3 separate regions of the Homo sapiens genome follow, and regions 2 and 3 are each linked to region 1. The links are chromatin loops, found by intact Hi-C in ENCODE. Cell type or tissue: endothelial cell of umbilical vein. All regions are shown on one strand. Each heading gives the region's core, and the rest is flanking DNA. Links, peaks and the distances in the headings are about the cores only.

The links. Hi-C counts contacts between places; a loop is a spot of excess contacts. Peaks named below come from ENCODE experiments on the same cell type or tissue, not always from the same donor. Only the 100,000 strongest peaks of a DNase experiment are listed, where the experiment ranks them.
Region 2: it touches region 1 in a loop (1.9-fold over the local background); 2 of 110 quality-filtered maps call a loop at or near these places.
Region 3: it touches region 1 in a loop (6-fold over the local background); 2 of 110 quality-filtered maps call a loop at or near these places.

What each region holds. Positions count from the first base shown.
Region 1 is chr3:104,624,098-104,632,484 of GRCh38, reverse strand. It overlaps LOC107986108 (a long non-coding RNA gene), which reads left to right. Exons shown (of 4, transcript XR_001740831.1): 4 at 1,906-2,004. Among named protein-coding and RNA genes, the nearest start is that of ALCAM, 740 kb to the left of the region's middle. In endothelial cell of umbilical vein, for the core only: a CTCF peak has its summit at 4,103 (motif pointing left); DNase peaks (open chromatin) are centred at 3,244 and 4,074; H3K27ac peaks cover 1,253 bases.
Region 2 is chr3:104,980,926-104,989,312 of GRCh38, reverse strand. No RefSeq gene overlaps it. Among named protein-coding and RNA genes, the nearest start is that of ALCAM, 380 kb to the left of the region's middle. In endothelial cell of umbilical vein, for the core only: no CTCF peak of the experiment used is centred there; no DNase peak of the experiment used is centred there.
Region 3 is chr3:104,902,481-104,910,867 of GRCh38, reverse strand. It overlaps a transcript of LOC107986108 not described here. Among named protein-coding and RNA genes, the nearest start is that of ALCAM, 460 kb to the left of the region's middle. RefSeq lists an enhancer at 6,011-6,565. In endothelial cell of umbilical vein, for the core only: no CTCF peak of the experiment used is centred there; DNase peaks (open chromatin) are centred at 1,017, 1,517 and 3,167; H3K27ac peaks cover 4,132 bases.

The DNA.
Region 1 (8,387 bases), core at 221-8,220:
CTTCAAGGATTTTGAAATTATCAGGAAGATAAGAAAAGATGAAAGAAAACGGACAGAGGAAAGTACTGTGCTTTAGGGTTTGGGCAAATTAACAAGACGTTAATTTAAAGAAAAGAGCAACGAGTAGGTTTGGGGAAGGGAGATTTTTGTATTTAAATGTATTCTTATAACATAAAAGAAATTCATTAGTTTTATATATGTAATACACCTACACATAAAAACATAGCTAATGTTTAGCAGGCATTTCCCATGTACAGAGGACATTTTTGTGTGTTATATGTTTTGTCTCATTTAACTCTCACAACAACCTTCTGAGGTCTATTCCAAATGTGTATATGAAATGATGCTCATGAGATGAGCCATAGCAAGGTTAAGCGACGTGCCCATGATTCTATCATCTGTAAATGGCAGTCAAGAGTAAACTCAGGCAGTTTCCCATCAGAGACTCTACCCTCTGTCACTCTACTGTACTGTATGGCCTCCTCACAGGATCTCTTTATAAACCACAGACTTTTTAAGATAGACTTCTAATATGGTATGGCACTGTGTCCCCACATAAATCTCATGTCAAATTTTAATGCCCAGTGTTGGAGGAGGGGCCTAGTGGAAGGTGGTTGAATCATGGTGGCAGACTTCCCTTTTGCTGTTCTCATGATAGTGAGTTCTCAAGAGATCTGATTGTTGTAATGTGTGTTGCACCTTCCCTTTCACTCTCTCTCTTCCTCCTGCTCCTGCTATGTAAAGATATGCCTAGTCCCCCTTTGGCCTTCTGACATGACAGAATGTTTCCTGAGTCATCCATGCTACCTGTACAGCCTACAGAACCAATTTTGAAGTTTATGCAGAACCAAAACCAATTTTCTGGGGAAGAATTCAAGCTGGCTGCATAAATTTGCATAAGTAAAGGGGAACTGAATGTTAATAGCCAAGACAATGGGGAAAATGCCTCCAAGGCGTTTCAGAGACCTTTACTGCAGCCCCTCCCATCACAGGCCAGGAGGCCCAGGAGGAAGAAATGCTTTCATGGGCTAGGCCCAGGGCCCCACTGCTCTGTGCAGCCTTGGGACATGGTGCCCTGTGTCCCAACTGTTCCAGCTCCAGCCATGGTTAAAAGGGCCCCAGACACATCTCAGGCCACTGCTACAGAGGCTGCAAGCCAGAAAACACCAAGATCTCCATGCGGTGTTAAGCCTTCAGGTGTGCAGAGGGCAAGAGTTGAGGCTTAAGAGCCGCCATCTAGGTTTCAGAGGCTGTATGGAAATGCCTAGAAGTCCAGGCAGAAATCTGCTGAAGAGGCAGTGTGCCTAGATGTCCAGGCTTAAGTCTGCTAAAGGGGCAGTGTGCTCATAGACAACCTCTAGTAGGGCAGTGTGGAAAGGAAATGTGCATTTGGAGCCCCCAGACAGAGTCCCCACTGGGGCACTGCTTAGTGGGGCTGGAAGAAGAGAGCCACCATCCTGCAATCCCAGAATGGTAGGTCCACCAACAGCTTGCACTACTCACATGGAAAAGCCACAGACACTCAATGCTAGCCTGTGAAAGCAGCTGCAGTGCCTGTACCCTGCAGAACCACAATGGTGAAGCTGCCCAGAAGATTATTTTGGAGATTTAAGATTTGGAGTTTTAAGATTAGCTCCAAAATTATCTACTTTGACTCCATGTCTCACATCCAGGCCACACTGATGCAACAGGTGAACTCTTAAGGCCCTGGGCAGTTTCACCCTCGCAGGCTGGCATTGCTGGGTTTCAGACTTGCATGTGGTCTGCTCTGCTGGGTTTCAAACTTGCATGGGGCCTGTAGTCCCTTTGTTTTGCCCAATTTATCCCTTTTGATCAAAAAAATTTACCCAATTCCTGTATCTTTATTGTACCTTGGAACTAACTAACTTGTTTTTTATTTTATAGGCTCAGAAGTGGAAGAGATGTGCCTTGACTCAGATGAGACTTTGGACTTGGACTTTTGAGTTAATTCTGGAATGAGTTAAAACTTTAGGGGACTGTTGGGAAGGCATTATTGTGTTTTAAATGTGAAAAGAACATGAGGTATGGGAGGGGTCAGGGGTGGAATGATATGGTTTGGCTCTGTGTCCCCACCCAAATCTCATGTCAAATTTTAATCCCCAGTGTTGGTGGAGGAGCCTAGTGAGAGGTGACTGAATCACAGGGGCAGACTTCCTCCTTGTTTCTCTTGTGATAGTGAGTGAGTTCTCATGAACTCTGGTTGTTGTAAAGTGTGTGGCACCTTTCCCTTCACTCTCTCTCTTCCTCCTGCTCTTGCCGTGAGAATAAGTGCATGCTTCCCCTCCTGCCATGGGAATAAGTGCATGCTTCCCCTCCTGCCATGAGAACAAGTGCATGCTTCTCCTTTTGCCTTCTACCATGTTTGAAAGTTTCCTGAAGCCTCTCCAGCCATGCTCCCTGTGCAGCCTGCAGAACTATGAGCCAATTAAACATGTTTTTGTATATAAATTACCCAATCTTAAGTAGTTCTTTATAGCAACACAAGAATAAACTCATACAACCCCCATTATCATTCAGCTAAATATGGTTGGGTTTTTGGAGCCTCAAGCATGAAGGTGAACTGGCTATGGCTATACCAGCCTGAAAGGATTGAACTCTCCCCTGGAATCCCAGAACAAATTCCTTCAACTGAAAATGTCTCTCCTGTCTCGAGGAGCAAGTCCCCACAAATTTATTTTCTCACTTTCATCCAAACTCTGATAATTCTGGAAAGAAGACCAAAGATTTGTCAATAACAGGCACTCTTAGGGCAGTGTCTGTTCCCTGAGCTGATCATAGGAGCATGTTGGGAAATTTCATCAAATGTAAAATCAAAGCCTTGTATTAGACTTAGCAAAAGTTAGCCGTTGGCAAATTGTGAAATTGGTTAAGTATGCCTGTGGCACCTTCCCACTTTCATAATTAATTTTTATGCCCTCCCACTTGGCTCTTATAACCCTACAAGTACAAATAATTGGTCATTTGTGTGACTTTCTGTTTATTGCATGTCTCTATTTAACTTGCTATAATTTGCATATGTGTGGAGACTACACTTGTCTTTTTGGCTACTATATCCTTCTGTCCCCTAATATTGTACCTGATTATGGAATACGCCAATTTATTAAATGAATAAAGTTTTTTTAAATATCTTGACCCCTTTTTGGAACATTATATAGCACAAAAATAATTGTTCAGTGACTGTACCTTAACTGAATGGATTGTATGAGTAATGGAAGTGGTTAAGATATGAATCACTCTGGGATTGCATTTCCACAAAACTTTTCCAAGACCTATCATAAGAGGGAGGGAAGAGTGAGACCTCCCAATACACTGTATATTTACAAGAACTGCAAAACTTTCAATGGTATGTTTCTTTACTTGTAGCAGGCTTTAGGTTTCAACCTGTTCTCTCTAATGCCTGCCACTGTCTACCTCATCTCTGTGACTTCTGTCTCCATGTAGTTGGCTGTGAAATAGGATGCAGTTTCTTCTTCTTCCCTTGCTATTTTTGTTTAATGGACACAAGTCCCTATTTAATCACCTGGAAAAGCTACCAGAAGGGGAAGAAAGCAAGCCACATTGAGAGTATACACTACTCTTACTAATATAATCTTAGGCCATTTGTACTGTTTTTGTTTCTGGGCCATATTGTAAACTCTTTGGTATGGAACAATAATAATCAAAATTGCTTACATGTATTGAGTACATGTTATTTATTATACTCATTTGACACTTTAAACTGTTTTGTCATTTAGTCTCAAAATGGTTTGGATTTACAAATGAGTACACTGAGGCTCAAAAAGGAGTAGGCCGTTTTCAAAGGTAACTCAGCTAGTAAGTGACAGAGATGGATCTGAAATCCAGGTCTCGATTATCCCAAAACTTTTGTTCTCACTGTCCAACGACTGATTTAAGACAAAACGTTGCTGGCTTCTAATTTCAAGTGAAAAAGTGTTATTTCTAAGGATGTCCAGAATGGATGAAATGTAATTTATTAAACTTCCCCTCTTACGTATTTTGGCAATTCTCTCTCATCTTTTTAGTATATGAAGCAGTGACTCAGAAAACAAATTCCCAGAGTGAATGAATACCTGTAGCCCCCTAGTGGCCTAAGAATGTTATCCACTTCACAGTGAACTGGGATAACTCAGAAGCATTTCCTCATCTGACTGCCTGTCTCCCTAAGAGAGACCTATGTAACAAAAGAATTTCTTTTTTTTTTTTTTTTTTACTTTAAGTTTTAGGGTACATGTGCACAACATGCAGGTTCGTTACATATGTATACATGTGCCATGTTGGTGTGCAAAAAATTTCTAAAAAGAAAAAAATTATATTTAGTAGAACTTGAGAGACATCATAACATCATAACCTTTTTTAGAGCATCTTTTTTTTTTCTTTTTTTTGAGACGGAGTCTCACTCTGTCGCCCAGGCTGGAGTGCAGTGGCGCGATCTCGGCTCACTGCAAGCTCCGCCTCCCGGGTTCACGCTATTCTCCTGCCTCAGCCTCCCGGTAGCTGGGACTACAGGCGCCAGCCACCACGCCCGGCTAATTTTTTGTATTTTTAGTAGAGACGCGGTTTCATAGTGTTAGTCAGGATGGTCTCGATTTCCTGACTTTGTGATCTGCCCGCCTCAGCCTCCCAAAGTGCTGGGATTACAAGCGTGAGCCACTGTGCCCGGCCTAGAGCATCTTTCTTTAAGTATCCATTGGTGGTATGTAAGCCCCCTCCTCAATTGTTTGCCACTGCACGCTCTTTCTGTGCTAAACAAAATCCATCCGATGAATAGAGAAGTGTGGGTTTGGGAAAATGCTAGGTTACCAACAATAAAAAAAGGTCTACTCAAATAATCAGAGTAGTAAGTGACAAGAAGAAGGCTTTAAATCAAATGTCCTCTCATTTATTGGTTCACCCTTTAAACACCTGTTGTATGAGAGTTTACTATGTGACAGGGACTGTATGACATTGTTGATTTAAAGACAAGAAGATTCAGTTAGTGTCATTAAGATGCTTACTGTCTAATGAGAAAGACGACATACCAGAAAAATCGTAACAATCTATGCTAAGTGCTATAAGGTACCCTGAAAATATAAAAGGGACATAGAAGGAAAAGCTCCTAAATTTGCCTGAAGCTATCAAAGAAGGTTACACTAATTAGATAAATTCTGTTATAAAACAAGACATTTGGAAAAGAGCTAGCCAGAAGCAGAGCTGGGCAGAGAGAACTCCAGGCCAAACCCAAATGCAGAAAGAAAAGAGTGTTGGTTGGAGAGTCACAGGTAGTTGGGTATTGCTGGTATACTTGTATTGCAAAATGTATTATCCTGAAATTTATGGAAAATACTTGAAGTCACTGGAATCATAATATTCCTTGCATTTTAGACTAATAGTCTGTCAGCAGTATTTCTATTGCGATGAAACGCAATAGAAAGTATTAGGGCGTGACCAAAGTCTGTAAAATTGGCTGTTAAGACAAAAGAGAGGGAAGAAGCTAAGGAGATAGAATATAATAATGTAACGAACAGCTATTGGTATGTTTTGATGGAGGCTTGGGAGCCTAAAGAAAATAATGAGTGACTGTGTCTCTTCTAATGTGAAACATGATAAACAGTGCTGTAACAGCCTTTGCCACCATCACCACTCCACCGCCAGCTTTTCCTTTTGCCAGGGCAGCTCATTCAGCCTCCAGCCCCTGAGAGTGGTCTGTATTGCTCATAGCTGCCACTCTTCCCCTAGAGCATTGTTCTCTGCTGATAAAAACCACTTAGCCCAAGAAGTTACACTCCTCCAATCTTCATGCTAAGGCCACCTTCAGTTCAATACTGCCTGATGTAGATGACAGACTCGCTTCAAGTTAGGACTAACACTGTGGTGTTCTTTGTCCTCTAAAGCAAATTCCGTGAGGTTATACAGTAGCCAGTATCTAGTTGAGTCCACGTTCTTCTTACTTAGCTTCTTACTTACTTAGCTCTTGACCTATTTTAATTCCCTCTTTCCAATTCTTTTGGTAGTATTTTCAGAAAAAAAAAATCACTTTGAAAACGATCTCTGTTTCTGGTTCTGCTTTTTGGGAACCCAGCTTAGACATCAGAAGTGACCTATCCCTCAATTTACACTTTGCCTTTCTTCCTCTTCAGCAAGTAGAAAATATATGAGAAAATGTGATAAGTAACAAATAAAGGAACATCAATCTTTGGAGAACATGCCATTCCGAGCATGAGGACTCTCAGGAACTGTTTCTGTTGCTGTCTTGATCCTCGATCCATCATTGTCCCAGTCAGCAACTCTGACCATGACTTTATCCATTTACTAAGCATCAACATGTCTGTTCAGTTGATGTGATTGTGACCCGTATTTCTGACTATATCTCAGCCTATCATGTACCTTGTTGCTGATAAACTTCTAAATCAGCCATGCCCTATGACACTGGCTGACCCTGTTCTCTGCCTATTAATCACACTTCTCTAAAAATTCTGCCTAAAACATGCCCTGACACAAATTGGTCCTTTGCTATTGTGTTTTGGGCTTAGGCCCCACAACACTGGCTTTCCAATGTTGTAACTAAGACTGCTTTCATTAAACAATGCGTTCCCACAGGAACATTCATTTAAACCCCATGTATTTGGTAGTTCCTCTCTTCTAGTCATGTGCTAACTGCTAGGGGTATAGAGATGAAACAGAATAAATAAATCTTGGTCCTTATTTGAAGTAAATATGAACACACACATACATACATACATATATATGTGTATATAAATACACACATATATATATATGGTGAAAAGATGGGCTGAAAAATGAATAAACCTATATTAGTAAACCTATACTAATTAAACCTACATAATTAAACTGATATTAATATACCAATATTGAGCAGCCAACATTTAAGAGTTTACTGGATGAGCATATGCTCTTCTTTAGTCATACTGCCTTTGGGTTCGAATCCTGACAAATATACTTTAATAAATATGATAGCAAATTATTTAGCCTCTCTCTGCTTCAGGTCCTCATTTTTAAGATTAAGATAATAAAGTGCTTAGGATTGTTTTAAAAATTTAGAAGATACTTAGGATAGTGTCTATTGTTGAGCAAGCACTCAATGATTGCTAGCTACTGATAATATCCATCATTTGTTAGTTTCCTTAGACATCATATCATTTAATCATGAACGGCCATACATAAAGACTACTGTTCTCCCATTTGACAAATGATGAAATAAACTTTCATAGAACTTACATGATAATATGAAAGGCTAAAATTCAAATCCAGGTCTCAGTTTGTACTATTTCCTCCAAAGGCAAGATGGACCTACAAACAAATAACGTCAGTATAATATCCTAAGTAATAGATACAGTTATCTATATAGTCCATAGGACAAATAGATATAACAATTAACTTTACCTGAGAAGCCGCCCAGAGGAAATGATAGTTGTCATGGGTGAAAAACAAGAAAATATGGGCCATTCCTCCTCATCTTTTTTGAAGGAGAAAGTAGGAATAGTATACACTTAAAATTTGGAGGATAAAATGAAAACCATCTAGGAAATATTGGTAATATCATCATTGCTTCCATACGGGAGAGTGTAAGGAGTGAAGCTGGAATAGTAGACATTATATACTAGAATAAGAATGGTGTATTAGCTAGAGTTCTCTAGAGGGACAGAACTAAGAGGATATATGTATATACGAAAGAGAGTTTATTAAGGAGAATTGACTCACACAGTCACAAAGTGAATTCCCATAATAGGCCATCTGCAAGCTGAGGAACAAGGAAGCTAGTAGTAGCTCAGTCCGAGTCCCAAAACCTCAAAAGTAGGGAAGACAACAGTTCAGCCTTTAGTCTGTAGCTGAAGGCCTGAGAGCCCCTGGCAGACCACTGGTGTATGTCCAAGAGTCCAAAATTAAAAAAAAAAAAACAAACTAAGTCTGATGTTTGAGGGTAGAAAGCATCCAGCACAGCAGAAAAATGAAGGCCTGAATACTCAGCAACTTAGCTCCTTCCACCTTCTTCTGCCTGCTTTTCTAGCCACGCTGGTAGCTGATTGAATGGTGCCCATCCACACTGAGGGCATGCATGTCTTTCCCCGTCGACTGACTCAAATGTCAATCTCTTTGGGCAATCTCCAGAAACACCCAGATACACCCAGAAATAACGCTTTGCATTCTTCAGTCCAATCAAATTGACACTTAATATTAACCATCACAGATGGGAAACATTTAAGAATTTTTGGCAGAGTAGTGAATGATCATATTGATTTATTAGAATAATTAGATCAAGAGCTGTTTGCCAAATGTTCTAGAAAAAGGTAAAACCAGCTTAGGGATACCTATTAGAAGTTTGCTTCTGCAGTCTAAGAACTATTGAAAGCAGGAGTACTTTAAGGGCA
Region 2 (8,387 bases), core at 112-8,111, 360 kb before region 1:
CAGTCTCTTAATAAAATCACATTGAAGAAACAGCTCATATTTTTTAAAAAGTATGTTCACTCTTTATTTGCATCTTTAGAAAAATTTTACGAAATCCTTTTTTTCCTTGCCCTGTAGGTGAGTCGGATGTGGTGACTGCATAAATCTCCCTCTGGCATTTTAGACTCCAGATTTTTTGGTTCGACTTTGGATTTACTCAATCATTTGAGTTTGAGGTCTTCTGTAGTCTACATTTGAATCTCATTCCAATGTCATGTAACTTTAACTCTTGAATGCATTTTCAAGGGGCTAGAGTTTGCACATACAAGAATAGGGCAGAGAAAAATAGGAAATTAACTCTGTATGCCTAGAAATAATCAGGTTGGTTGAATGGCTACAATTTATCTAGATTGTCTTCAAGGTAGAGTATCCATACAAGGGAAACTCTGAGTTGACTATACTTTGCTCTGTATTGGTATAATCATTAATAGTGGTGGTGTAGATTTCAGCATGGGGGATGAATCCCAATTGAGAGGGGAGGTAAGTAATAATATTACTTTCTCCTCTTCTGTGCCAGACTAACAAACACAGAATTAAATGATAAAGCAGAAAACAATTTGATGACTGGAACACTTAGTGACATCATTTAATAGCCTGTGGCATAGAAGCTATTGCAGTAATAATTTCTCTCCAGTGAGGAAGACTACATAATGGTACTTGCCTGGAAGTCTTAATTTTCCGATCCAAAACTTCAGGATATTTTTAAGCCTCCTGCCACGACCCCGTATGCCACAGCAGACAAGATTTTGCAACCATTCCTGAAGAAAATAGATAATAAGTACAAATATATTTTCCAGTACTAAACTGAAGATCATGCTGTCTTAAAATTTTATATTGCCTGTATGTGTACAGTGGAAAGTTAGCATTGATGGCAGCCAGGTTATAAAAATTTAGTTCATAAAAACCCTATGCTTAAAATATAAACTATAGGTCAGGTGTGATGGCTCATGCCTATAATCCCTTTAGGGAGACCAAGGCAGGAGGATTTCTTAAATCCAGGAGTTCAAGACCAGCCTGAGCAACAGAGCAAGACCCCATCTCTAAAAGTATATATATAGATATAGATATACATATACATATGTGTATATATACGTGAGTATGTGTGTGTATATATGTACATATATATATACACACACAGAGAAAGAGAGGGAGATTTCAAGCATAGATCCCTGAGAATTTGTTGTGATTTCTATTGTATTTCACCAGTTGGTGGCGACATTTTTGACTTCCAAATATAAAAAGTTCTTTGCCATTTTCTCCATGATTGAAGGGATACTGATTTTTATTCCAGAGGTTTTTTTCCTCAAGTAATTTCAAGAATCTTGAATGCCTGCAGTTTTGTTTTGATTATTGTTCATTGATGCTAAGTGTAGATAATCATACTAGGAGTCTCTAACATTCCACAGAAGTGCTCCCTCAGCTAGAATGTTGTTTCCATCATTAAGACTACCAATTGCCACCCATATTTATATATTGTACATATGTGTATATCTCGAAAGAAAACATTCCCAGTGCCAGTGGAACCAGACACCAACTGTTGTGCTTCAGTCATGTATATTTAGTTGTCACAAATAAGAAGTGGGAAGGAGAATTTGCCTTTTTCATTACTCTTCCGTGGGGCTTGCACAATAAGATTACTTGAGCTTCAGAATGCCAATAGTCAATGGTGAATTTTTCTGTCACTTTCACAGTTAGTCAGGTGTGCGCTCTGCAATATCAATTTTACACAAGCCATAACATTTCTTCCTTTATGAAGCAAAACCCAGGTAGTGGTGGAATATAGTTCTGTTGCATCTCTACAGATCTGGTGCTGGTAGAGTTTAAAATCAGCCACCTGTCACTGATACTAGATACCACTTATGGATATGGAGGCTTGACTTGCTCATAGTAGTTTTAATGAAGTGAGGGGGAAGCTTTAGCTTCATAAGTGCTCTAAGTGTTATATATATAAGTGTGGTGCACCTCTTTCAATATCCATGAGCTACTACTGATAACCAAGGTGGGTTTTATGCTGAAGCACAACTACCACTGATGGCTAATCTCAGTCTTTGTCACTGAATCATGTTCTTAGTCCTTGTCATAGTATCTTTCCTTATAATGAGTTTTTGCTCAATATAAACTGCAATTTTTCCTCTGTTAGGGTATCCCAGTATATTAAAAATATTTGTATAGACCTGGACATCATTGTAAAAAGCCTTTTGTCCTCATCTTCTCTGTCCACTCCTTCAGGGAGATTCCTAGTCCTTATTAGAGTAAGTTGGTTCATTCATTCAACAAATATGTATTCATTTTTCACAATGCACCAGGCAATGACATAGGCATAATGTTCAAAAAAGAGAGAGATGCAAATATTTGTAAATTCAGATATCTTTTTCTCCACAGTGATTATAGAATAAATAATTAAATATTCAAGAAATAACATACCAGATAGTAAAGAGAAAAATAAAAATAAGTGCTAAAGAGAAAAATAAAATAAGGAAGTGGTATTAAGTTGTGTCAAGAATGAGGATGGTTTTAAATTTGACATAGAGTGAGTAGGGATTGCCTGTAATGAAGGACAAATTTGAGCCAATATATGATGAAACTGAGGAAGTGAGCCAAGGTTCATGGGAGGGGATCAGTGCAGGAAGATTGTGCCTAAAGTGTGCAGTCCTGAGGAGGGAAGGTCGTATGTGACTATGGTCGGAATAGGCATAAGGTTGAGGTCTTAACTTTATACAACAGCAACGTCTATATTCCTTCTCTGGTCTAGTCAAGACACTCATTTATAATGGAAGGGGGAAAAGAGTAGTTGACATGATCAATCTATTACAAATTGATATGGGACACAGAGGGGGTTAGCAGGCTATGAAGAAATAGATAAATAGAAATGCTGACACATCAAGGTAAAATCATGCCTTGCCATGTCTAGCTAAGAATATAATTCCTTGGTGAGTGTTGATTAAAACATAATGCAAGACTAATAGGTGTTTACATTTGTAAGCATTGGCCCAAGTTCTCCACTTAGCAAGCAATGTATAGAGTGCCTAGAGTAGCAGTCTTAGAGGAATTAAATAATTTTCCATTTAGTGTTTTATTTATAAGTTTTATCAAAGATAAAAACTTTTAGCAATGGAAGTCCAATTCTAGATACAATCAAACTTTGCTGCTTTGAACAAACAATCAGAAGAAAATAAAATCTGGCAATATTCTTGCATGTTGTTTTAAAGACTATGTTTTGTTTTGATATGTCTAATTTAGCACATCTTTCTTGATGTTAGGCCATATTTTTACTTGACATATATTTCACAAGTATTTATTATGTGCAAGGCTGTTTTAGGTGTACAGGTATAGCAGTGAATCAAACGATATCCCTACCTTAATAGAATTTCTGTGCTGGAAGGCAAGGCAGACATATGTCAGGTTCTAGGTCAGTGTAAGTGGATAGAGAATTTCCATAGGAAAGTTATTCAGGAAGGCATGTCAATCAGAATATGCTGTGGTAACAAATACACCTCTAAAATTTACTGTCTTTATAAACAAAGATTTTTTCCTGTTTATACCATATGTACATTGGTATAAACAGAGCACCGGGCTCTGCTTATTGAAATTACTCATAGACCCAGGGTGAAGAAACAGGCACCACCTTGACTGTTGTTTGTCATTGTGCTTCAGGGAAAAGAAAATTCTGGAGGGACTAGAACCGGGAAATGTGACATGTCTCATTTCTACTTGTAACTCATTGCCCAAAACTAGTCGCATGCTCTACCCAACCACAGGGTACCCAGGAAGTGGGGAAGCCTAAATATGTTGGTTAGATAGCACTAATGTCCACAAAATAAAGCATATCAGATAAAGAACTCTCTGAGAAAGTGACATTTGAGCTGAGACTTGAAGAAAATGAGGGAGTGAGAGCCAGAGACAGAGCTTTTTCAGCAAAATGAAGAGTAAGGAAGTTAAGTCTCATTTAGTTTGTTCAAAAAGTAGTGAAGACTTCTTCAAAGTTAAAAAAAATGCAATTAATAAAATGTAAGAACATGAAGAGAAGCTACAGATGAATAGAAAATAATTGCAAAATTTTATGTGCTTGAAACTGCATGTTCAAAATGTACAAAGAGCACGTACGAGTTAATAACAAGGAGACAAACAATCCAGTTTTCAAAAAATGAGCAAAATATTTCAGACACTTTACCAAAGAGGATATACCAATGGTAACTGAATACATAAAAAGATTCTAAACCTAAGTAATTATTAGAGAGACATAAATTAAACCACAATGAAATACCATATATATTCACTAGAATAACTATAATGAAAACAACTAACAGTATCAAGTGTTGCATGAATGTGGAGAAACTGGACTTTCATATATTGCTGGTGGGAATGTGAAATGGCATATCTGCTTTGAAAAACAGTTTGGCAGTTTCTTAAAAAGTTAAATACACATGTCACATAACTATTTGATAACTAGGAACTTTATTGAATGTGAAATAAAATCTACTAGAGAACAATGTAAATATATGTTCATACGAAGACTTGGATATTAATGTTCATAGGAGCATTATTCAAAATAGGCAATAATGAGAAAATTCAAAGGTCAATAAAGCGGTGAATGGATACACAAATGTAGCATGCCTATAAAATGGAATGAATGACATATATACTACAGCATAGACAGGCCTCAAAAATGTTATGCGAAATGAAAGAAGCCAGATGTAAACAGCTTATTTATATTGTATGATTCTGTTATATTCCATTATCACAAAAGGGAAAACTAGAGATGTAGAAAGCATATCAGCAGTCACTTGGAACTGTCAGTGGGAGAATAATTAACTGAAAATGAGCACAAGATAAATTTTTTGAAATAAAGGAAGTGTTCTAAGACAAGACAGAGTTAATATTTGCAGAATAGTATAAATTTACTAAAACAAATGTACACTTAAAGTGAATGGGCCGGGCATGATGGCTCATGCCTGTAAACCCAGCACAATGGGAGGCCAAAGTAGGAGGATCACTCGAGCCCAGGAATTCAAGAGCAGCCTATGCAATACAGTGAGACCTCATCTTAACAAAAAATCAGAAAATTAGCCAGGCATGGTGGCGTGCACCCATAGTCTCAGCTACTCAGGAGGATTTCTTGAGCCCTGGAGGTTGAGGCTGCAGTGAGCCATGCTGGCACCACTGCACTCCAGCCTGGGTGACAGAATGATGAGACCCTGTCTCAAAAAAAAAAAAAAAGGATGGAATCTTACGGTATGTAATGTTTGCTTCAATAAAGCAGTTTAAAAAAAGAAACAGTAAGAAGGCCAGTGTGGCTCTTTTAGAATAAAGAAGGAAAAGAGCCGTAGATGGTGTGGTTAGAGGTGTAGCCAGTGACCCTATTCTCATCATCAGTGAGGCCTTGACATCAAGATCCAGTTTGGGCTTCTTTTCAAGTTTGTGGGAAGTCAGCGGACTATTTTGAGTATTAAAGGTACTGGAATTAATTTATGTATTTAAAGGACCCTCTATGTTGATTTGCTGCAGCAGGTAAGATTGAAGCAAGACAATAAATTACGATGCTTTTATAGTAGTTCAGAAAAGAAAATATGGGAAGTAGATCAAGAATGAGGAGTAAACGTGGTGAAAAGTGGTCTTCCCTGGAATAAGTTTGAAAGTAGAGGCTCCAAGGTGAGTTAATGGATGTGGTTGGGTTACTAGACTTTTAAGCATTCTTATTAACAAGTAATGTGAATAAATAACATCCTTATCCCATTCCTAACCCTCTGCTCAACATTAAACACAACTCTAAGTCAATACTTAAGTCTTAACCTTAAGGCTTAGGGTTAGGGAGTAATCACTAATAGGATGTGGATCATGGAAGTTTGATGTGTATACATTTTAATAATTAAAAAACAAAAAACCCCACTTGTTTGATGTTGATTTTTTTTAAATATCAATAACTCTGCATCAAAATGGCCTTGCCACATTTTTTTGTTCACCATTAAAATGATATATTTTATCTGAGACTGCAAAAAACTGCCACAGGCTTTCATGATAACCATCCAAAACAATTGAATAGAATTAGGCTACACCTCAATTTTCATGATATATAATGTGTAATTTAGGTTAACAGTTTAGTACTCAAATAAATCAAATATAAACGATAAACATTTCTGATGCAATTTCCCTTCTCAAATTTGAAGTATGATTTCCTATTACAATAATGCATTTTATTTTTGAAGAACAATTTCAGAGTAATTGCAGATAATTAAATATATTGGATTGTAATTTTGAAAATTACCTGTGTGAAGGGAATAGGTATAGTAATTTGTCTTTGCTTTTTATAGGTTGAACTTGTAGAACTAAACATAAAATATTTAAGTTTTACTGGAACAAAGAATTTAGGAAGAAGCAAATTGTAAAACTGGCTTCAAGTATTTGCAAATTAGAGTTTTAACAATTTCTCCTATCAAAAAATTAAGGTGATAGAAATTTATATTACTACCAATTATGGTAAGAAATTTCATTTTGAAAGTTTTTAAGAAGCTAAAATGATAAACTTGCCATCTAAACGGTCAATTGCTTATTTTTGTTTATATTCTATATAGTGAATGCTGGGAGACACTTATGACTGTTCAAAGAGTCAGTCTCATTTTCTTTCTGGAATACTAACTCTTTTACCTGAATTGTCTCCATGTAATGCTTCTGATTGATTATTTTGATTTTCCTGTAATTGTTTTACTAATTTTGGAATCTCCCTAATAAGAATGGTTTTATAGTAAAACAAAACAAACAAACAAAAAATAGTACTACCTGGAGTAATGGGTAAACTCCAATATCTTAGTGGGAAAATGTAACAAAAGTTTAGTTTTAGCTTATTTAAATATTGGAGTGATGCTAGTGATTTTCTGAGAGGCTTTCTTGTAATTGTTTCATTATGTCAGCCCCTTTTACTGTAACTATGCTATCTTCACCATATGGCTTTCTTTGTGCCTGTTTCTATTAAGCCAATGAATGGTAAAGATTACGCAGGACCTTACATGAGAGCTTTGTCTGGGCCAGAGTGGAAAAAAAGTACACCTCACTACTGCTTTCCTTTCTATGACTAGTCAGAGCTCACTCATTATGGTCCCAAATAATAATTGTGTTTTTTTTAAATTCTAAAATAAGATGAAATTAAGTTATTGACTAGTCAACAGTCTTTGCCACTATCAGGAAGCTATATATTATTTTCAGCAATCTAGAGAAAGAATCCTCATTTAAAAATTACTTTGCTTGATACTTATGTAATGTCCAGATCAAGACGAGATTCTTTCATCTCATGATTTCTTTCTTGACTTTAAAAACAAAACAAGGCCGGGCGTGGTGACTCATGCCTGTAATCCCAGCACTTTGGGAGGCCAAGGCAGGTGGATCACGAGGTCAGGAGTTCGAGACCAGCCTGACCAACATGGTGAAACCCCGTCTCTACTAAAAATACAAAATTTAGCCGGGCGTGGTGGCGTGCACTTGTAATCCCAGCAACTCAAAAGGCTGAAGCAGGAGAATCACTTGAACCTGGGAGGCAGAGGTTGCAGTGAGCCAAGATCGTGCCACTGCACTCCAGTCTGGGCAACAGAGCAAGACTCCATTTCAAAAACAAACAAATAAAACAGTGTTACTGAGAAATAATTCACATATCATAAAATTCACCCTTTTATTATGTAAAATTCAGGGTTTTTTCGGGAGGCGGAGCTTGCAGTGAGTCGAGATCGCACCACTGCACTCCAGCCTGGGCGACAGAGCGAGACTCTGTCTGAAAAAGAAAAAAAAAAAACAAAACACGCTTTTTTTTTCCCACAAAGTTCCATAGACAGCACCACTCTGTAATTTCAGAACATTTCATCACCCCCAAAGAGGCTCCTTACCCATCAGCTGTCATTCCTCCTTCTCCTCGTCTTCCAGCCACTAGAAATCACCAATTTACTTTCTGTCTCTATGGAATTGTCTATTCTGGACATTTCAGATAAAACGAATCATACTGTATGTGACATTTGGTCCAAGGCTTCTTTCACTTAGCGTAATGTTTTCAAATTTGATTGTTGTTGTAGCATGTATCAGTACTTCATTTCTTTTTATGGTTGAGTAATATTCTATAATATGGATATGCCACTCAAGTGTTTGGGTGGAGATAAATTTTTAGTTTTCTTGGGTATATACCTAGAAGTGGAACTACTAGGTCATATGGTACTCCCTTGTATAAGGTTTTCAGAAACCTCTAAACTATTTTCCAAAGCTGTTGCAACATTTTGCGTACCTGGCACCAACCTATGAGGAGTCCAATTTCTCCACCTCCTCACCAAAGCTTACTATTCATCTTTATGATAGTCATCCCAGAGGGTACAAAG
Region 3 (8,387 bases), core at 112-8,111, 280 kb before region 1:
GCAATGGCTCAATCATAGCTCACTTCAGCATTGACCTCCCGGACTCAGGTGATCTTCCCATCTCAGCCTCCCAAGTAGCTGGGACAACAGGTGCCCGCCACCATGCCTGGCTAATTTTTGTAATTTTTTTGTAGAGATGGGGTTTTGCCATGTTGCCTAGGCTGTTCTTAAACTTCTGGGCTCAAGCAATCCTCCCACTTCAGCCTCCCAAAGTATTGGGATTAGAGGCATAAGCCAACACACTCGGCCTGAAATACCATTTTAAAAATCACTAAACTTCCACACTCACACTCTTTTTGTAAAATACTATGTAGAGGCCAGGCACAGTGGCTCACGCCTGTAATCCCAGCACTTTGGGAGGTTGAGGCAGGCGGATCACGAGGTCAGGAGATCGAGACCATCCTGGCTAACGTGGTGAAACCCTGTCTCTACTAAAAATACAAAAAAATTAGCTGGGTGTGGTGGCGGGTGCCTGTAGTCCCAGCTAATCGGGAGGCTGAGGCAGGAGAATGTCGTGAACCCTGGAGGCGGAGCTTGCAGTGAGCCGAGATTGCGCCACTGCACTCCAGCCTGGGAGACAGTGCAAGACTCCATCTCAAAAAAAAAAAAAATGCTTTGTAGAACTCAGAGAGTATTATCCTATTAAAACATGACAAGTGATTTTCAGTTTATTTCATTGGACAAATACTAAGAGAAGATAGTATTTTCAAAACCCTAATCTGGCGTGCCTATTAGAGAAGAAAGATTGGAAAAAATAACATTTGTTTTTCCTCTTCATCAGTTTTCAACCTTGGCCTTTAAATTATGATTTAAGAGTCCCTCCTCTCGAGAGATGAGTAGTTTCCTCTGTGGAGTAATCAAGCATCAGAGGAGCCTGAGCGTAATGTTAATGTTCTGAGTGCTTCTGAAGTGACAGGAAGTGGTGCATATGCCCAGGGACAAAGCCAAGTTGAGGAGCAGAACCACAGTAGCTTGAGGAAGGAATAGGTGAGAGGTAAGTTTTCCCCATAACTGATGTTTTTAATATTACTGGCTCACGTCAGAGGGATGCCTCAGCATTTGTTGCAGTAGCACATGGTCGGCTATATTTGCTCATCTGGCTGTCTCTTGTGAGTGAAATGAAACATAAAATGATATTATGATTCTTGATCTTTAATGTAATTCTTGACTCATCAATGGCTCTTTATTATTGCCTTTTGTTTAAAAGTACCCCAAAGCAATGCAGAAGGGAAAACCTGATTGGAAAAGAAAGCAGAGTTTATAGGGTCATATGAGGCACCTTCTCTGTGGATTTGACTAGTCTCCTCACCATTGCTCCTTCACCAAAAACTTGGCAGGTGGTTAGAAGCTCCTCATGTTGTGTTCTGCCTCATAGCAGGCTGTCTATTTGGCTCTTCCTTCTGCTCAGTCAGACATATCAGCAGAGACAATGGCATAACAGATGCTGATATTCAGCCTGGATCAGCCTATGTTGATTTTATGCTTATTAGTCTGAGCTAGTCACAGCCAGCTGGTTGCTGTTTGCCTTGACTGAGCAGTAGAAATATGCACAACTGCAACGGCCTCTTGTGTATATACACCCAGGTGCTGGCTGCCATAACAATCCCTCCCATAACATGAAGGGTATTTTGGATTTATGTATATTTTTGCCTTTTTCAAAATAAAATTTCTTTTAGTATTGGGACAGGCACACTGATGGAAAAGTCAGGACCCAGTTTATAAAAAAGATTTATAAAAAAAGAGTCCCAGTATTTGCTTCTGTGGTACTGGAGAAAGAATCTAAAGTTTAGTTTGGTTTGCTTATTCATTTCCTCCTAATAGCAGTGAGAAGCCAGTACGGATTTTTAAAGACCCATAAGCAAGCTGCCTTTTAGGCATAGCAGATAAAATGTTTCCTGGGCAGCCAGGTGTCATGCTGTTTAGTGCTTCAGTATTCACAACTTACTCTTTTACTGGTCCCAGGAGTGAAGTGTTTTGAACTGGCCAGTAAGCACTGGGGGCTTGCTGTGACCTGCCCCACTTTGCAGCTAGGAAGCTGCCTGAAGGTTTCGGGCATTTTCCTGTGTAATATTGAAGAGAAATGTAGAGTCCTTTTCAGGGTTGCAATTTAGTTCTTTGGTCTAATTCATATTTTTGTGATGATTTATAAAATGTTTTCAATTTTTTTAAAGTTTTTAAATAGTCTAAATAGTCTATATTCTTTTTCTACTGCCTTCATCTTCAATGAACATTTTTTTTTTCTATATACTCCCTCCTTGGAACTACTTACATATCTTTTCTATCCATTTATTTTTTATTTTTATTATTTTTGTTTTTATTTATTTATTTGTTTGTTTGTTTATTTTGAGACGGAGTCTCACTCTGTCCTCAGGCTGGAGTGCAGTGGCGTGATCTTGGCTCACTGCAACCTCTGACTCCCTGGTTCAAGCGATTCTCCTGCCTCTGCCTCCCAAGTAGCTGGGATTACAGGCACGTGCCACCACGCCCAGCTAATTTTTGTATTTTTAGTAGAGACGGAGTTTCACCATGTTGGCCAGGATGGTCTCGATCTCCTGACCTGATGAAATGCTGGCCTCGGCCTCCCAAAGTGTTGGGATGACAGGAGTGAGCCACTGCGCCTGGCCTCTTCTACTCATTTATATTGAATAAATAATGTTATTTTTCTAAGGCAAGTATATTTAATATTCTCTTCATATTCATATTCTCATGAAATCACATTTAAAAGAAATCTGTAGTGGCTGAGCATAGGACTGTTTTCTGGCCTGCTCCTTAATTGCCATTAGATATAACCTAGGTATGGGGAACAATATTTGCTCTCCGTTCTGGTTTAGGAAAAATATTAGAGATTATTAAAGTATGAAAATATCTTTGTTCTACATTTTAGCGAGTGCTTTGGATAAAAATGTAGTGTTTATGCTTATCAAATTTGTGAATGTCCTATAAATATAAGGAATAACAAATATATTTGGTGTCAGAATCAAAATGTGAGATAAGATCAACAGACTAGAATAATGGACTAAAATTAGTAATTCCTAACTTGGTAAATGTAAAGTGAAATTCTTCATTTGGATTCAGAAAGATCAATTGCTTAATCTCAGTATAGGAATGATCTCAATTAAGAAGAATTCAGATTAAAAATAATACATACATGGTAAGCGAGTCACCACTTCCCTTTCCTTTGCCCATGCTAGAGATTTCTAACAGTCATAGTGTGTCCGAAACTGGTGTGTTTTTTTTGAGATAGAGTCTGGCTCTGTCACCCAAGCTGGAGTGCAGTGGCGCGATCTTGGCTAACTGCAAGCTCCGCCTCCTGGGTTCCTGCCATTCTCCTGCCTCAGCCTCCCGAGTACCTGGGACTACAGGCGTCCGCCATCACACCCAGCTAATTTTTGTATTTTTTAGTAGTGATCCACCTGCCTCGGCCTCCCAAAGTGCTGGGATTACAGGCGTGAGCCACCGCGTCCAGCCAATTGGTGGGTTCCTGGTCTCACTGACTTCAAGAATGAAGCCACGGACCCTCGCAGTGAGTGTTACAGTTCTTAAAGATGGTGTGTTCAGAATTTGTTCCTTCTGATGTTCGGACGTGTATGGAGTTTCTTCATTCTGGTGGGTTCGTGGTCTCTCTGGCTTCAGGAATGAAGCTGTAGAACTCTGCGGTGAGTGTTACGGCTTTTAAGGTGGTGCGTCTAGAATTGTTCGTTCCTCCCATTCATAACTGTTGATTCCTCTCAGTGGGTTCATGGTCTCGCTAGCTTCTGGAGTGAAGCTGCAGACCTTTGTGGTAAGTGTTACAGCTTATAAAAGCAGTACGGACTTAAAGAGTGAGCAAGAGCAAGATTTATTGCAAAGAGCAAAAGAACAAAGCTTCCACGGTGCAGAAGGGGACCTGAGTGGGTTGCAGCTGCTGGCTGGGGCAGCCTGCTTTTATTCCCTTAGCTGTCCCCTCCACCCCCACATCCTGCTGATTGGTCCATTTTACAGAGAGCTGATTGGTCCATTTTACAGAGAGCTGATTGGTCCGTTTTACAGAGAGCTGATTGGTCCGTTTTGACAAGGTGCTGATTGGTACATTTACAATCCCTGAGCTAGACACAGAGTGCTGATTGGTGCATTTACAATCCTCTAGCTAGACATAAAAGTTCTTCAAGTCCTCACCAGGTTAACTAGACACAGAGTGCTGATTGGTGCATTTACAAACCTTGAGCTAGACACAGGGTGCTGAGTGGTGTGTTTACAAACCTTGAGCTAGACACAGAGTGCTGACTGGTGCATATACAATTCTCTGGCTACACATAAAAGTTCTCCAGGTCCCCACCCGACTCAGGAGCCCACTAGGCTTCACCTAGTGGATCCAATGCCAGGGTTACGGGTGGAGCTGCCTGCCAGTCCTGTGCCGCACCTGCACTACTCAGCCCTTGGGTGGGCTTGATCCACATGGGAGCCCACCGCGGGGGGCTTGGGCATGGCAGGCTGCAGGTCCTGAGCCCTGCCCCACAGGGAGGCAGCTGAGACCAGGAGAGAATTCAAGTGTGGTGTGGGCGGGCTGGCAGTGCTGGGGGACCCAGCGCAGCCTCCACAGTTGCTGACCCAGGTGCTAAGCCCCTCACTGCCTGGGGCTGGAGGTGCCGGCTGGCTGCTCCGAATGTGGGGCCTGCTGAGCCCATGTCCACCTGGAACTCGTGATGGTCCTAGAGCACGCATACAGCCCTGGTTTCCGCCCACGCCTCTCCCTCCACACCTCCCTGCAAGCTGAGGGAGCCAGCGGAGGAGGTGCCGAGAGCGAGTGAGGGCTGCCAGCACGCTGTCACCTCTCAATAGTGCTCTTTCCTGTGGCAACTGTGTATAATTTTAGAGCCTCTCAACAAGAAGACTAGCACTTGATTAAATTTGGCACTGAGGTAAAGATACTGACCTGCAGATTTTGGACTTGAGGACCTGGTCCTGGCTCCACCAAGACTAGGAAAATGAGCTCAATAACTGTACTAAAATAATTTCCCCTCTTTAGTCCTGTTGTTATTTCTTCATTGGTAAAAATGGGATTTGAATAATTTTCTGTCTAAAGTCTTTTCTAATTCTGATATTCTATTTTCTGATTTTATGAGTAAATAAAAATTTTAAAAATATGATGTGTATTTAAACAACCAATGCAATCTTAAGCAGATGTAGATCAAGGTAGACAGGGTTTCTAATATAAAATGCTGATAAATGGGTATATGTTTCCATATTGTTTCCTAATGTTATGTTTAAAGAATATTGGTGAGTTTGACTTAAACAGAGGAAGGCAGAGAGAATGCTAAAGAATTTCAAAAAATAATAAAGAACTAGATTTGTTTCACCCTACACACACAAAAGAGAGTGGACATGAGTACTGCTTTCTACTTATGCATGATAAGGTTAAAAAATAAAAAAACACTAGATTTCTTCCTTTGAAAATATAAATGGGACCAAAGTACCAGTCAGGCAGGTTTGACACAATATATAGAATAGTTTCCCATATGAAAAAGTATTCAACAAATTACTGGGTTACCTTGTGAATTTACAAGGTACATTTTTAATAATGGCTAAAAATTTTGGAGAATTAACCATAAGTCAGACATGGTTTTAAGTGCTTTACTCATTTAATGTCTTATTGAGCAGTGAGGTAGGTACTATTATAAGCTCCATTTTATAAATAAGGAAATGATGAGGAAAATACATTAAATAAGTTATTTGTCTAATATTTCAAAAGTAAAGTAATAAGTTATCTAAGGTTGAACAAGTTAGCAAAGGTAGGAATCACCACAAAGCCATAGCCTACATTGCTAACCATTATTTTATACTGTCCATAATAAAAGTGAGTATCAGTTGATGTTCATCTAAATATATTGAAGAAGAAAGTAGAAAATTGAAATGCAAAAAAAAAAAATTGAAATGCATAATGTCTAAGTTCTCTTCCTGCTCTGTGATTAATACAGAATCAAAATTGTCCATATTTTACCATTTTGAGTTCATGTTAATATAGAGATGTGAAAGACTATTTAAAATGATAATTTTCTGGAGAGTGACATCAGCAGTGATGTGACAGGATAGTCCATTGTTTATTCCCTCAAAGAAACATCAATTTTAACAACTATCCAAATGTGAAATACCTTCTTAAGAATGAAGGAATCCAGATGAGAGATTACAGCACTGGGTTAGAGCACAGAAACATGAAGACATGCATTAAAGAGGGTAAGAAGAACAATTGTACATTACCCATGTCATTCTGCTCCTAAGCCAGGGCAGAAAGCATGGAGAGATATGCCCTTATTGTGGAAGAAGGTGAATAAAGTAAGCACCTGACTTCACTGCAGTCCCCAACATCAGGGCAGCCCCAGTAAACTGGGTAAAACCCAGTAAGCCCCTAGGCCCAGACTACCCCCTAGGCCCCAGGGCCTAGGATAATCCCCACAGACTGAGGCTCCAGGCCAGCCCCCAGCACCAAGCCAGCACCCTCAGCCCAGGCACCAGGCTGGCCCCTATAGCTTCAGGCTCCAGACCAGCCCCCATGGCTTCAAGCTTTAGCAGACACAAAGTCAGGCCTGCTCTAGCTGAATTAGGGTTCAGGTATTCCCTAGGAGACCCCAGCACCAGGCTGACTCCCATGGACCCAATGTCCAGTACTGACCCAAAAGTCCCAGGCACAAGGCCACCCTACAGGCCCAAGCTCCAGACCAGCCCTTGCAAACACACAACCAAGCCCATCTTCATAGACCTAACTACCAGGTCTGAATGAACAGTAAGCCAGCTCCCTTGGACTCAGGCTCAGAAGCCACCCCAGCACTGGTGGGACCCTGTGTACCCAGGCTTCAGGCTGGCCTCCACAAATGCAGGCTGCAAGTACCCTCCTGGTGAACATAGCCTCCAGACCTGCCCCCAGGGACACATTTTGCAGGCTCTCCCCAGTGGAAACCAGCATCCGGCTATCCCCTGTGTATCTAAAATCTGGGCCCACCACTACAGACTCAATCACTAGGCCTGGCCACATAAACCCATGCTGCAGGTCCACTTCAGTAAACTCAGGCATCAGGCCTGTCAACCTGCTAACACAGGGACTATGCTGGTTCACCTGAGGACTCCAACACTAAACCTAACTGTGACCTCTGAAACATGGGCTCACCCAGAATATCTGAATTAGCTGAATGGTAAAGGGCTTTCTCTACTGAAGCCAGTTAGTAATAAAACTGAATGAGTTGCCTGCTTCTTAAAATGTGCAGACATCAATGCAAGGCCACAGGACAATGAATAACCAGGGGAAAATGTCACCACCAAACAAACAAAATAAAGCACTAATAAATGACCCTAAAGAAAGATATCTATGAATAACCTGATGAAAAATTGAAAATAATTATTTTAAAGTAACTCAGTGAGCTACAAGAGAACACATCGACAAATACACAAAATCAGAAAAAACACACAAACAAAATTAAAATTTCAACAAAGAGATAAAAATCATAAAAAAGGATCAAACAAAAATTCTGGAGCTAAATAACACAGTGACAGAACTGAAAAACGTCATAGACAGCTTCAACAGCAGACTTGACCAAGCTGAAGAAAGAATCAGCAAGCTCAAAGGTCATTTAAATTAGTCATGCAGAGTAACAACAACAACAAAAAAAGTGAAGAAACCCAACACAACTATAGGACAGCATCAAGTGGATGAATGAACATATTAGAGGAGTCCCAAAAGGAGCAGAGAAAGATAAAGGGGTAGAAAGGTTATTTAAATAATTAAAAACAAAAACTTCTCAAATCTGGGGAGGAAAACGCACATCCAGATCCATGAAGACACTAGCCCCAAATAGATTAAATATAAAGAAATCTTCACCAAACCACAATATAATCAAATTCTCAAAAGTAAAAGAGAATTTTTAAAGCAGAAGGATAAGAGCTACTCATCATATATAAAAGAATGTTCATGAGACTATAGGGAGACTTCTCAACAGAAACCTTGCAGGCAGGCCAGCAGGGAACTGGATAATGTATTCAAATTACCTAAAAAACAAACAAACAAACAAATCCTTGCCAAACTAGAATACCATACGTGGTAAAGCTTTCTTTTAGAAATTAAAAAGAGATAAAGACTTTCCTAGAAAAACAAAAGCTGTGGTAGTTTATAAACATTGGTCCTGCTTTAAAAAACATGCTAAAAGAAAGCTTTTCAAGTTGAAATGAAAGGATGTTAACTAAAAATATAAAAACATACGAAAGTATAAAGTGACTGTAAAGATAAAAACTATGGTAAGGTTCAGAATACTCGTATTGTAATGGTGGTGCTTAAATCACTTTTAATTCTAGTATAAAAGTTGAAAGACAAAAGTATTAAAAGTAATTCTAGCTATAATAAATTTCTAATAGATTCATGATGT